Regions from separate parts of the Homo sapiens genome. Here all the other regions are linked to region 1. Evidence: chromatin contacts called from ENCODE Hi-C or POLR2A ChIA-PET data. All regions are on one chromosome and are shown on one strand. The core of a region is the stretch at or near the end of the contact, and the rest is flanking DNA. Distances in the headings are between cores, read along the strand shown. Region 1 has its middle 19 kb from the start of POP4. Region 2 has its middle 22 kb from the start of PLEKHF1. Region 3 holds the start of PLEKHF1 (pleckstrin homology and FYVE domain containing 1).

What was found. Hi-C counts contacts between places; a loop is a spot of excess contacts on that map. ChIA-PET counts read pairs that join two places held with the same protein, here RNA polymerase II (POLR2A). Pooled maps may share reads with other maps.
Region 2: a loop to region 1 is called in a pooled map, with 4 times the contacts of the local background. The contact joins two enhancer-like sites. A Hi-C loop is called at or near these places in 6 of 50 pooled maps. POLR2A ChIA-PET finds 5 or more read pairs at or near these places in 4 of 52 experiments (H1, K562, activated T-cell and 1 more).
Region 3: a loop to region 1 is called in a pooled map, with 2.3 times the contacts of the local background. The contact joins the promoter of PLEKHF1 here to the enhancer-like site in region 1. A Hi-C loop is called at or near these places in 6 of 50 pooled maps. POLR2A ChIA-PET finds 5 or more read pairs at or near these places in 6 of 52 experiments (H1, K562, activated CD4-positive, alpha-beta T cell and 2 more).

Annotation. Positions count from the first base shown.
Region 1 is chr19:29,585,440-29,589,461 of GRCh38, forward strand. No RefSeq gene overlaps it. Among named protein-coding and RNA genes, the nearest start is that of POP4, 19 kb to the right of the region's middle. Within about 2 kb of position 2,277, at least 2 of the 41 ENCODE cell types and tissues checked have a DNase peak (open chromatin) inside an H3K27ac peak, as active enhancers do.
Region 2 is chr19:29,685,222-29,689,243 of GRCh38, forward strand. No RefSeq gene overlaps it. Among named protein-coding and RNA genes, the nearest start is that of PLEKHF1, 22 kb to the left of the region's middle. Within about 2 kb of position 2,135, at least 3 of the 41 ENCODE cell types and tissues checked have a DNase peak (open chromatin) inside an H3K27ac peak, as active enhancers do.
Region 3 is chr19:29,663,113-29,667,134 of GRCh38, forward strand. PLEKHF1 (pleckstrin homology and FYVE domain containing 1) reads left to right here and starts at 2,349. Exons shown (of 2, transcript NM_024310.5): 1 at 2,349-2,393. It overlaps LOC105372353 (a long non-coding RNA gene), which reads right to left and starts at 2,143. Exons shown (of 7, transcript XR_935896.3): 1 at 2,095-2,143; 2 at 920-1,095. RefSeq lists a silencer at 1,917-2,586 and enhancers at 2,108-2,661, 2,662-3,215, 2,667-2,786, 3,407-3,456.

The DNA.
Region 1 (4,022 bases), core at 1,027-3,526:
TTACTGAACTTATTTATAAGTTCCATAGGTTTTTTTAGATTAATTCCTTAGGATTTTTTCCATAGGTGAAGATGCTATCAGCACTATCAGCAAACAAAGATGGTTTTGCTTCTTCCTTTTTTAACTGTATGCTTGTTTTTTTTTTTTTCTTTTCATGCCTTATTCCACTAACTAGAGACTCTGGAATAATGTTGAACAGATGTGCTAAGAGTGAACATCTTGTCTTGTTACTGGTCTTATGGGAAAAGCATTTTGCTTTTTACTGTTAAGTATGATGTTAGACTTTTCACAGAAACGTTTTATCAGCCTAAGAAAATTTCTCTCTATTGCTAGTTTACTTAGGATTTTTATCATGATTGGATATTGGATTTTGTCAAGTGATTTTTCTGTATCTGTTGAGATAAGCATATGATTTTCCTTTTTAGCCTGGTAAAAGTGAATCACACTGATTTATCATCAAGTCTCTCCTTGGTCATGATTTTTTAAGTTCTGTTGGAACCAACTTGCTAAAATTTTGCTAAGAATTTTTGCATCTGTGTTTATGAGGAATCTCTGTAGTTTTCTTTTCTTATAGTGCCTTTTTCTGGTTTTGAGATTAGTGGTAATGCTGACCTCATAGAATGAATTAGGAAGTATTGCCTCATCTTTAATATTCTGGAAGAGTTTGGGTAGAATTGACATTATTTCTTTCTCAAATGACTCAAGCCACCTGGGCTTGGAATTTTCTTTGAAGGAAGATTTCTAACTCTAAATTTAATGTCATTAATAGATATAGGGCTATTTGGGTTATCTATCTTTTTTTAATAAGCTTTAGTCATTTGTGTCTTTCAAAAACTTTGCCCACTTCATCTAAATTGTGGGGTGCTGAGTGTTTTTCCTGATTACCTGTGTATTACAAGGTCTCTCCATTCTGACTATTGGGAATATGACCCAGCCCAGCCCTTGTGATTTCCAGAAATTGTTCTACCTTTTTCTTTCCAGCGTTTTTTCACTGGCCTCAAGCAGCTTCCTCATATGCAGGCATTGATGGGTACTCAGCAGAAGACCTGAGTGGGACCAGCAGATCTCTGAGCACTCTCCACACCACACTGTCTCTGCAACTCAAAGAAACCACTAGACTCTGTCTGGACACCCAGGCACACCCCCATCCCTGTCCTGGAATCTCGCTCCAGACAGTGAGCTCAGGCAATCCAGGCCTCATCCCATTTGTTTCCTTTCTCTCATGAGTCACTGCCTTATGCTGCCTTTTGATCAATGTCTAAAAAGAGTTGTTTCAAATATTGTATCTGCTTTTTTAGTTGTTTATGATGGGCAGGTAAATCCAATGCCTGTTACCTTATCACAGCCAGAAGCAGAAGGCTACTCTGGACATTTTGAATTTGAGGTTCCTGCAGAATACCAAACTGCAGATATCTAGCAAACTGTTGTAAGTAATGAGAGAGGTTGCGACCAGAGATAAATTTTGGAAGCAAATGCATAAAGCTGTTAGCTAAAACACAGCTGGAGGGAGCTTCTAGTAGAGGAATGATGGCATCTTAAAGACAAAATCCACTGGAGCAGGGTAGACACAAAGGAGAACATGATGTGGGAAAGCAGAAGAAAGTGAGAAATACATGAGAACTCACTGAAGAAGGAGGTCGTGGAAACCAGGGCTTGGAGAGTTTCAAGAAGCTGAAAGTATCCACAGTGCCTAATGCCCCAGAGACTATGGGCATGATGTTGGGAAGGCAGGCTCCAGGCACGATGCCATCATGCTGTGAGTGCACCTGTACTGTTGCTTCGTGTGTGCTGGCCCCACTGGTTTTGCTAATGTGACAAACTGGTCCCCTCTGCCAGAGAAGATTGAGGTGGGGTGAGTGAATGAGATGGGAAGAATGGCACAGACCATACTTTCACAAAGCTTGGTTGAGAAGGGAGGGAGAGTAGTAGCTAGTAGTAGTACCAGAAGACCAGGGCAGGCAGTGGCAAAATTTCTTAGTTTCAAAGTCTTAAGCCTGTGAACAGTCTAAGGAAGAAAAGGGAATCGTCAGATAGAGCCTGGGACAGGGAAGGAAGAGAGTTGATGGGGCAAGATACCATGAGATGGGAAGGGGAAAGAGTTTTGCCCTGGGCGGGAGAAAAGAAAATGAGTGCCAAAGTAGAAAAGGTTTCAGATGAGATAACAAGTCTGTGATCCAACCACCACTCTCCCTATTTACCAAGAGAGTTTGACAACACACAGGCAGGTCACATGCTAGCCTGAAGGCAGCCTAGCCACAGCCTCAGATTGGTTCCCACTAGCTCAAGCCTGCAATGCTGAGAACTGTTTTCATAGCTGGTGGCAGGAAGTCCCATAAATGCACTGAGGTCACAGGCATCTGTGCACAGTGCTCAAGACCACAGTTTAGGGCTGCCTTGAGTCACCCAAGTGTTGTGACTCATACAAGACACTAAAGAAATCCATCTTCCATAGCATCTGTACCTGAAGCATTAGGTTCCACATAGCAGAGGGGGAAACATCTCGTTTCTTTTTCTTTTCTTTTTTTAACTTTTATTTTAGATTCAGGGCGTACACGTGCAGGTTTGGTACATGGGTATATTTTATGATGCTGAGGTTTAGGATGTGATTGATTCCATCACCCAGGTAATGAGCATAATACTCAATAGGTGGTTTTTCAGCCCTTGCCCCCCTCCTTCCCTGCTGTAGGAGTCCCCAGTGTCTATGTTTGCCATCGTTATGTCCATGAGTCCCCAGTATTTAGCTCCCACTCATCAGTGAAAACTTGCAGTATTTTGTTTCCTGTTTCTGAGAAAATTCACTTAGGATAATGGCCTCCAGCTGCATCCAGCTGGAGAGGACCTAATTTTGTTCTTTTTCATGGCTGCATAGTATTCCATGGTGTATATGTATCATATTTTTCTTTATCCAGTACACTGTTGGTGGGCACCTGGGTTGATTCCATGTCTTTGCTATTGTGAATAGTGCTGCAGTGAACATACGAGTGTATGTGTCTTTTTGGTAGAATGATTTATATTCCTTTGGGTAGACACCCAGTAATGGAATTGCTGGGTTGAATGGTAGTTCTGTTTTAAGTTCTTTGAGAAATCTCCAAACTGCTTTCCACAGTGCCTGAACTAATTTACATTCCCACCAACAGTGTACAAGCAATCAGTTTTCTCTACAGCATCATCAACATCTGCTATTTTTTGACTTTTTAGTAGTGGCCATTCTGACTGGTGTGAAATGGTATCTCATTGTGAGAACCACATGATTTCTACAAAGTATATCTACTAGATCTCTCACGGTTGACAGAACTTGGCAATCTGAACTGCTTTAAGCCAAAGGGGGATTTATAGGGCTGGATGCAGCTGCAGCTGTATCTAGAACTCAGAAATTCCAAGTCCTGGCCTCTCCCTCCATCTCTCAGGTCTGCCTGATGCACAGGTGGCTACATATAGTGGCACGTCCCCCAGCTTTACAACAGTTTCAGAGTTGGCTAGGCATGGTGGCTCACATCTGTAATCCCAGCACTTTGGGAGGCTGAGGTGGAAGGATTGCTTGAGGCCAGGAGTTCAAGACCAGTCTGGACAACATAGCAAGTCCCCATCTCTACTAAAAATAAAGAGGTTAGCCAGGTGTCGTGGTGCCCACCTGTGATCCTAGCTACTTGAGAGTCTGAGGTGGGAGGATCACTTTAGCCCGGGAGATTAAGGCTGCAGTGAGCCATTGATTGTACCACCACACTCCAACGTGGGTGATAGAGTGAGACCCATCTCTAGAAAAGAAAAGTTCCAGAGTTGATCCATCCTGGCTCTGTGTACCAGGGGGTACAAGGTACAGGTACAGATGCCCTGCATGGATCATCCTGAACCAATCACCAGGGTGAGAGAGACTGAGTGTGCTGACTTGGTGAGCCCAGGATGGAATAAGCCTCACCAGATGCATCTGGGCTGAGAGTGGGATGGGCAGATCCTCCCGCAAAAATCAGACAAGCTATTATTGGAGAGGAAGCAGATGCCAGGAGGCCAAACTGATGTCCCCT
Region 2 (4,022 bases), core at 885-3,384, 100 kb after region 1:
CGGGTATATGCATATCTGATTGAGTAGAGGCCGCCAGTTTTCTGTAGTAGTTACATGAATCTGCACTCCACTGGTGTGTATGAGGGTTCCAGTTGCTCCACGCCCTCACCAGCACTTGGTGTTTTCAGTCCTTTCACTGTGATCATTCTGGTGGGTTACTTGGAATACAGGTCTCAGACACTGTCCTGGAATCGGAGCTCGCCTCACCAGTTTCATGGGGTCGGTCTGGGGACGGGAGGGGCAGCTGTTCCTCCAGCATTCAGGCAGAGCGGGTGCCTGAGACTGACATCGTGTGGGTGTTAGGCCCAGTTCCAAACCAAAGAGGCAGTCAGCATATTTATGGCATGCACAGGTTGGCATTGGTGCAAAAAATGAAAGAGGAGAAAACTGCCCGCCAGCTTTTAAATATTTTATTTATTCATTCAGCAAATATTTGAGTACCTACAAGCACTGGGGCTACAATGGTAAATAAGACAAAAATCTCTCCCCTCTGGGAGTCCACTCTAGTGAAGGGAGACAGACAGTAACTACAACTGAAAGTGTGTTAGAGTGGCCGGGCACGGTGGCTCAGGCCTGTAATCCCAGCACTTTGGAGGCCGAGGTGGGTGGATCACGAGGTCAGGAGTTCGAGACCAGCCTGACCAACATGGTGAAACCCTGTCTCTACTAAAAATACAAAAATTAGTTGGGTGTGGTGGTGCATGTCTGTAATACCAGCTACTCGGGAGGCTGAGGCAGGAGAATTGCTTGAACCTGGGAGGCGGAGGTTGCATTGAGCCAAGATCGCACCACTGCACTCCAGCCTGGGCGATAAAGCGAGATTCCATCACAAAAAAAAAAAAAAAAAATGTGTTAGAGTCTCTCATATCTGTGGCATCTGCATCTTTTCCAGCACTAGGAAGATTCCCAGCAAAGAGGGGCCACACTGTTTGGAAATACACGTGCCTGCCCTTTTTAGTTCAGCTCTGCTGAGGGGCTTGTGTGTTTGCTGAAAAGATTATCTCAACATTCTTCCCCTTGCTATAGATTGTCTCATTTGGGGAAAAAAACATATAATAGAGTGTATTAGCGAGTAGTAAGTGCTATGGGTAATGACAGAGAAGGGAAGAGACGGTGAGGGCTGGGTGGCTACGGTTTCAGATGGAGCAGCCAGACATGGCATCACTGGAAAGGTGAAATTGAGTCAAGACCTAAAGGAAGGGAGGCAGAGGGCTATGCAGCTACTTGGGAGAAGAATATTCCAGACAGAGGGAGGAGCAGCTGCAAATGTCCTGGGGTAGGAACCTCCTGAGCCTGGAGGGGCCTAGAGCAGTGAATGAGGCGGAGGGTGCCAAGATGACTGCAGAGAGGTGAGGGGGAGAGGAGATGGCGGAGGGCCTGGGATATGCCAGGAGCCACAGCGTGTGGCACACACAGTCTTACTTAGCTTTTTTTTTTTTTAGACAGGGGCTTGCTCTGTCACCCAGGCTGAAGTGGAGTGCAGTGGTGCCATCATAGCTCACTGTAGCCTCAACCTCCTCGGCTCAAGCAATCCTCCCGCCTCAGCCTCTAGAGTAGCTGGGACTACAGGTGCACCACCATGCCCGGCTAATTTATTTTTTATTTTTTTGGAGAGGTCTGGCTATGTTGCACAGGTGGGTCTAGAACTCCCAGGCTCAAGCGATCCTCCTGCCTTGGCCTCCCAAGTAGCTGGGACTACAGGTGCACCACCATGCCCGGCTAATTTATTTTTTATTTTTTTGTAGAGGTCTAGCTGTGTTGCCCAGGTGGGTCTAGAACTCCTGGGCTCAAGCGATCCTTCTGCCTTGGCCTCCCAAAGTGCTGGGATTACAGCTGTGAGCCACCATGCTGGGCAGGAACTTTGTTTTTTAATGACAAGGTGGAGATTCCTACTAGATATGGAGAGGCTGAGTGGGCCAGAGGAAAATCCAGGCTGCCCAAACACATTTGGGAGTCACCAGTGAGTAGGCAAGTCAGGGGCTGGGTGAGTGTGGATAGGAAGAGAAGGCTCCAAGAAATGAGCCCTGGGACACCCCAGGGTCTGCAGGTCAGCTATCGGAGGTCGGAGCAGCAGAGGAGATGGAGAAGGAGCAGCCAGTCCCGCTGCAAGGGGAAGGCCAGGAGAGCCTGGGGCCAGAGGCGCAGCCAGGAGGGAGGGACCAAGGAAGGGGAGGACTGGAAACTGACCTCGGGCTTAGGAACGTGGAGGTCAGTGGTGCCCTTGATGAAGGATCTTGGTGGGGTGGTGGGAGCAGATGCCTGCGGGAAAGGAACGAGAGGACGGAAGAGACAGATTAGCAGCGGCAAGCACAGAAACTCACCGGAGGAATGCTGATGCAAAGGGAGAGAGAAGTGGAACCAAAGCGAGTTTGGGGTTTTGAAAAAATAGCATTTTTGAGATATTGTTCACATCCCATAAGATCCGCCCCCTCTTTGGAGTATCCAACTCAGTGGTTTTTAGTAGTCACAAGATTGTGCAGCCATCACCACTATCCAATTTCAGAACAGTTTCATCACCCCACAGAGAAACCCTACACCCATGACGAGTCACTACCCGTTCCTCCCACCTCCCAGCCCCTGGCAACGGCGAACCTACTTTCCACCTCTGTGGATTTGCCTTTTCTGCACATTTCATGTAAATGGAATTATACAATACATGGTCTTTTGTGACTAGTTTCTTTCACTCGGTATAATTTTTTTTTTTTTTTTTGATGGAGTCTCACTGTGTTACCCAGGCTGCAGTACAGTGGCACGATCTCGGCTGACAGCAACCTCTACCTCCTGGGTTCAAGTGATTCTTCTGCCTCAGCCTCCCGAGGAGCTGGGATTACAGGCATGCGTCACCACGCCCAGCTAATTTTTGTATTTTTAGCAGAGACAGAGTTTCACCATGTTGCCCAGGCTGGTCTCGAACTCCTGACCTCAAGTGATTCACCCGCCTCGGTCTCCCAAAGTGCTGGGATCACAGGCGTAAGCCCCGTGCCTGGCCTTAGTATAATATTCAAGATTCATCCATGTTTAGCGCGGATCAGTATGCAATTCCTTTTTATGGCTGAGTAATAGCCCATCCTATGTTCTACACATTTTGTTATTATTCACCAGATGATGGACATTTAGTTGTAATGCTTTTTGGCTATTGTGAGTAATGTTGCTTGTGAACACTGGTGTGTGTGTGTTTTTGTCTGGACATATGTTTTCCACTCTCTTGGGTATATGCCTAGGGGTGGAATTGCTGAGTCATGCAGTCACTCTGTTTAACGTTTTGAGAAGCTGTCAAACTGTTTTCCAAAACGGCTACATCATTTTACATTCCCACCAGCAATGTACAAAGGTTCTGATTTCTTCCCAACCTCATCAATACTTGTTATTCTCTTTATTTTAACCATCCTAGTAGGGAAAAAGTGGTATATTGTGGTTTTGACGGCTGATGGTGTTGAGCCTCTTCTCATGCGCTTAGTGTCCACTTTTAAATTAGGACATTTGCCTCTTTTTTTGTAGCGATGGAGTCTCATTATGTTGCCCAGTCTGGTCTTGAACTCCTGGGCTGGCAGAAGCAATCTTCCTGCTTCTGCCACCCAAAATACTGGTATTATAGACATGAGCCACCAAGCCCAGCCACGTTTGTCTTTTTATTGCTTAGTTGCGAGCATTCTTTATACATTCTAGATACTAGTCCCTTATCAGATACATGATTTGCAGTTATTTTCTCTCATTCCATGGTTTGTTTTTTTCACTTTCTTGATAGTGCCCAATGCACGTAAGTTTTAAATTTTTGATGAAATCCCATTAACCTATTTTTTCATTTGCCACTTGTGTGTTTATGTCATATCTAAGAAACCACTGCCTAATCCAAGGTCATAAAGAGTTATTCCTATGTTTTCATCTAAGGGTTTTATAGTTTTAGTTGTTACATTTATGTCTGTTTAGACTTAATTTTTTTTTTCTAACAGGAAAAAAAGGAGGATTGCTGGATTCAAGCAATCCTGTCACCTCAGCCACCCAAGTAGCTGGGACTACAGGTG
Region 3 (4,022 bases), core at 1,099-3,598, 78 kb after region 1:
TTCCCAGGGGACTGGCTCCCTTCCAAGTCTCACAGCCACCTCCACCCCAGCCAGGGCCTACCCTCCATGAGAAGCAGCTCCTTGCCAGGGAGGTGGCGGAGCTGGCACTGAGCAGTCATGGATCGCAGCCTTGAAGGCTCAGCTTGAAGTCCCCCTCCACCCGCTGGTGACAAGCAGTGTGTACACAGGAGATGGTGTTTCCCAGCATCCCAATGGCCCCACTGACCCTCCTGGTTATTACTCTGCCTGTGGGATCTCAGACCTTGTGTTTTCTGCTCTCTGTGGTATAGAGGCCTGGCTGCCCCTTCAGGACTTGTAAACCCAAACGTATATTCATCTGGAGGTGCAAAAGGGGGTAAAGTGCCCCAAGGGGGAAACCAGAGGGAGTGTGGGGACCATAGTGGAGGGGAGAACACAAGGCCCCTCTAAAGAGGACCCGCATTCTCAAATCTTCTGATTTAAGAGAAGCTGAAGATCCTGATTTTTATGTGAACTCTCCCCATATGAAATGTTCACAGCAATGCATTTTAAAAATGTTTAAACACTTTGAAAGCAAACAGACATTATTCGGGTCTTGTGGGGTTCAGGGTTACTTACCAGGCGGTGACTTCTGTTGAATGCTCATAAAAGCTGTCCTTGCTGATGAGGGCAACGGTAGTGGGTGGGCGCCATGAAGTGGTAGTGGGGAGGGGGCTCCCCAAGGCCACAGCTGGTGGCCCTCTCACTTGCCTGTCCCCTCTCCCTCCCCCTCCGTCACCCCCTTTCCCTTCCCTTCTCAGCTGGGAGAGGACCGTCTCCAGCACTGGGCCCACCTCACAGCCTCGCCCATAGCCCCCTGCCAAGAGAGCAGGCACCTCTTCTAGCTCCAGCCCCACAGCCCTACAGCCCATCAGCCCTCCCCCCGCTGCTCCCCTCTCACCTGGTCCTGGCCCAGCAGGCCTGCCCCGGCCTGAGCCACCCCTCTCAGGGTGCCCAGGTGGAGTTCTATTTGGCAAGACAACCTGCATCTATGTGACAGGTAGGGACTGCGTTCCTCCTATGCGCTGCCCGTTCTCAGCACTCGGTATGCAGGGGTGAACCAGAAGAAAGTCCTGTCTGAACACGAGAAGAAATTACTGTCTAGCCCGTGGGGCTCACAGCCTGGGTGGGAGGCAAGCCACCAGCATGACTTGTTTATGAGCATTCCACAGAAGCCACAGCCTGGTAGGCAGCCCTGAATCCCACGAGCGGCCTCAGGAGAGGACTCTGGGTTGGGAGATGCTTTGCAAAATTACAAACACGGGTGACTGTGGAGGGAGATGGGGTGGAGACAGGGAACCGCTTTGGGTGGCCAGGGCAGCCTCCCTGAGGAGGTGACAGTTTGAGGTCTGATGGAGGTAGAAGCAAAGGCCTGAGGCTTTAAGGAACAGGAAGAAGCCCATTTGAGAGGACCTGTGGGGAGGAGGCCAGGGAGGGCCAGGAAGGCCTCCGGGCACTGAGGCCTGGGAATTTCCTTCTGAGCCGCACAGGAGGCTCAGGTGCGGTTGAGTCAGGGGTGACATAACTTGCTGCTAGTGTTGGACCTGGGTGACGGGCACCAGGGTCCCCTGGACTATTCTCTTTCCTTCAGTTTGAAATTTTCCACTATAAAAAGCTTAAAATAGGCCAGGTGCGGTGGCTCACTACTGAAATCCCAGCACTTTAGGAGGTCAAGGCGAGAGGATGGCTTGAGCTAAGGGGTTCGAGACCAGCCTGGGCAACATAGTGAGACCTCCGTCTGTACAAAAATACAAAAACTAGCCGGTCCTGGTGGGCTAATTCTCCTGGGGTCAGGATGATTTCTGTGCAGGCTGCAGTGAGCCGTGACCGCGCCATTGCACTCCAGCCTGGGCGACAGAGGGAGACACCGTCTCAAAAAAAAAAAAAGGTTATAAAGTGCTGCTGCATTTTCATATTACGATTATTGACCGCTGAGGGTGACTGTGCTGTGAGGCCCGCCGGAGGCACCAGAAGGCACAAGCCTCCCACTGCCCCTTTCCCCGCCAAGTCCCGCAGGTCTCGCAGTCGCGGGCGCCCCCACCCCACCCCTGCCCAAGGCCAGGGTCGCAGTCCCACCGGGTGACGGCAGTCGCGCTCCGCGTGGGGCAGCGGCGAGCGGAAAGGGAAGCCGGGCGGGGCCAGGGGGTCAAACACGGGCGACAGTCCCGCCCAGCCCCGGACCTGCAGCGCGCACAAGCTCGGGCGCCCTCCGAGCGCCGCGCCCAAGCCCCGCCCCTCCCGCTTCCCGGGCTCCGATTGGCCGAGCCACCGCGGGGGCGTGTCCGGCGGAGCTGGCCGGGACCCGGGCGGAGCGGGCGGGGACCCGGGCTACTGCGGTGTGGACTCGAGGGCTGGGCGCGGGGCCGGCGCAGAAGGTGAGTCCCCCCACCGTCCCCCGGCCGGGCTGCGGGTCGCGGGGCAGGCGCATGAGGCGAGTCTCCCATCACCACCCCCGGACAAGCGAGCTCTCTCCCGCCGCGCGGTCTTGGCGGCTCCTGGGCCGGCGGGGCGCAGTGCCGCTGACTCCAGCCCAAGAAGAGGCCTGGGAAGGGCGCTCCTGGGCGGCTTGCGGGGTGAACCTGCAGGGAGCCTGGGGAGAGCGGTCAGGGGTCAGAGCGTCCGAGGCGGAATCCCCGGGGAAACGCGCAGATGTAAGCTGGTGGAGGTAAGGGGGTCGCGGGCCACCCGGGACTGCAGGGGTCTCAGCGCACCCGGTCGCTGGTGGTGTTTCCGGGATCCTGGCCTCGTGTGGCCGCCGGGACCTCTCTTCTCAGCCCCAGTCTGCAGTCTGGAGGCCTGGATGGGACCACTGTCCCCCTGGGCAGGGGCGCGGCGGGGGGCGCTGGGGTCCCAGTTCCTCTGGAGCAGTTGAGTTTGTGATTCTTGGTGGGAGCTGCCAAGGGAAACAGGGTCGGGCACTGCTCCCATCTCAGAGAGGAAACTATTGAGCAGGCCCGCAGAGAGAGGCGGCCTGGAATCTCCCTCCTTTCTCGTTTCCCCAACACCTGGCGGGCCGTGTAGGGCAGAGGTGTGGTCAGCCTCTTTGCAGGTGGGAAAGCAGAGAGGTTCCGAGCCACGCTGAAACTTGATCTCTGCAGCCCAAGGGGAGCACTCCTTTGGAATTTGAACACCTCTGGTATCTCCTGGCCAGAGAGGGTCAGAGGCCAAGGAGGTGGGGAGGTAGTCCCCTAATGCGCTGGGATCGTCCCTCTGCACAGCGTCGTTCCCACTGGAGTCTGTTGTGAGCTGAGATGACTCTCTGACTTCGGCCTGCGTCCCTGCACACGTCAGCCCTCCGGGCTGCCAAAACACAGGCCAGGCAGCCCTGGGTGAACTAGGGGACCTGCCCAACCCAGCCCACCCCGAGGAAGGAAGGGGGATTGGCCAGTGTGGCCTGGAGGGTGGGACAGCCCAGCCAAGCTGACGGACCTGCTCGGGATGGGGTGGGCATCAGGCATTTGGAGCGCAGGCAACACCCGCTGGACTCTGACTTCTGGAGTTCTGATTTGGTCTCTGGTTGAGTGCAGCTTTCCACAGCTCATGGTTATTTTGGAGCCGAGCTTCCTGATCACTCAGCAGGGACCTTGGGCAGTGACTTTGATGTGGTGGAAGTACCTTCCCCAAGGGGGCTTTTGTGAGGATTAAGTGAAATAATGAACGTAATATGCTTAACTTTGTGCCTGGTGAGCTCTAAGTGCTCAGTCGGCGGCACTTCCAGTTTTGTTTTGCTTTGTTTTTCATTACCGGTCTCTTCCCGGAGGAGGGCCTTCCAGGAATCACAGGGCTGGACAGAGCCCAGGGGCGGCCCCTCTGGAGGGAGAGGAGGCTTGGCGCCTGATGCTGCAGTCTCAATGCACATGGAGAAAACCTCACATCCTCACGCTGGCCTGGGAGCCTGCAGGATGTCTCCTGCCGGCACTGCAACCTCATCTGTCCTCCTTGCCCCATCGCTCCTTCCTCCGCAGCCTGACTTCACCCATTCCACCTTGAGCTGCTCCCCAGGA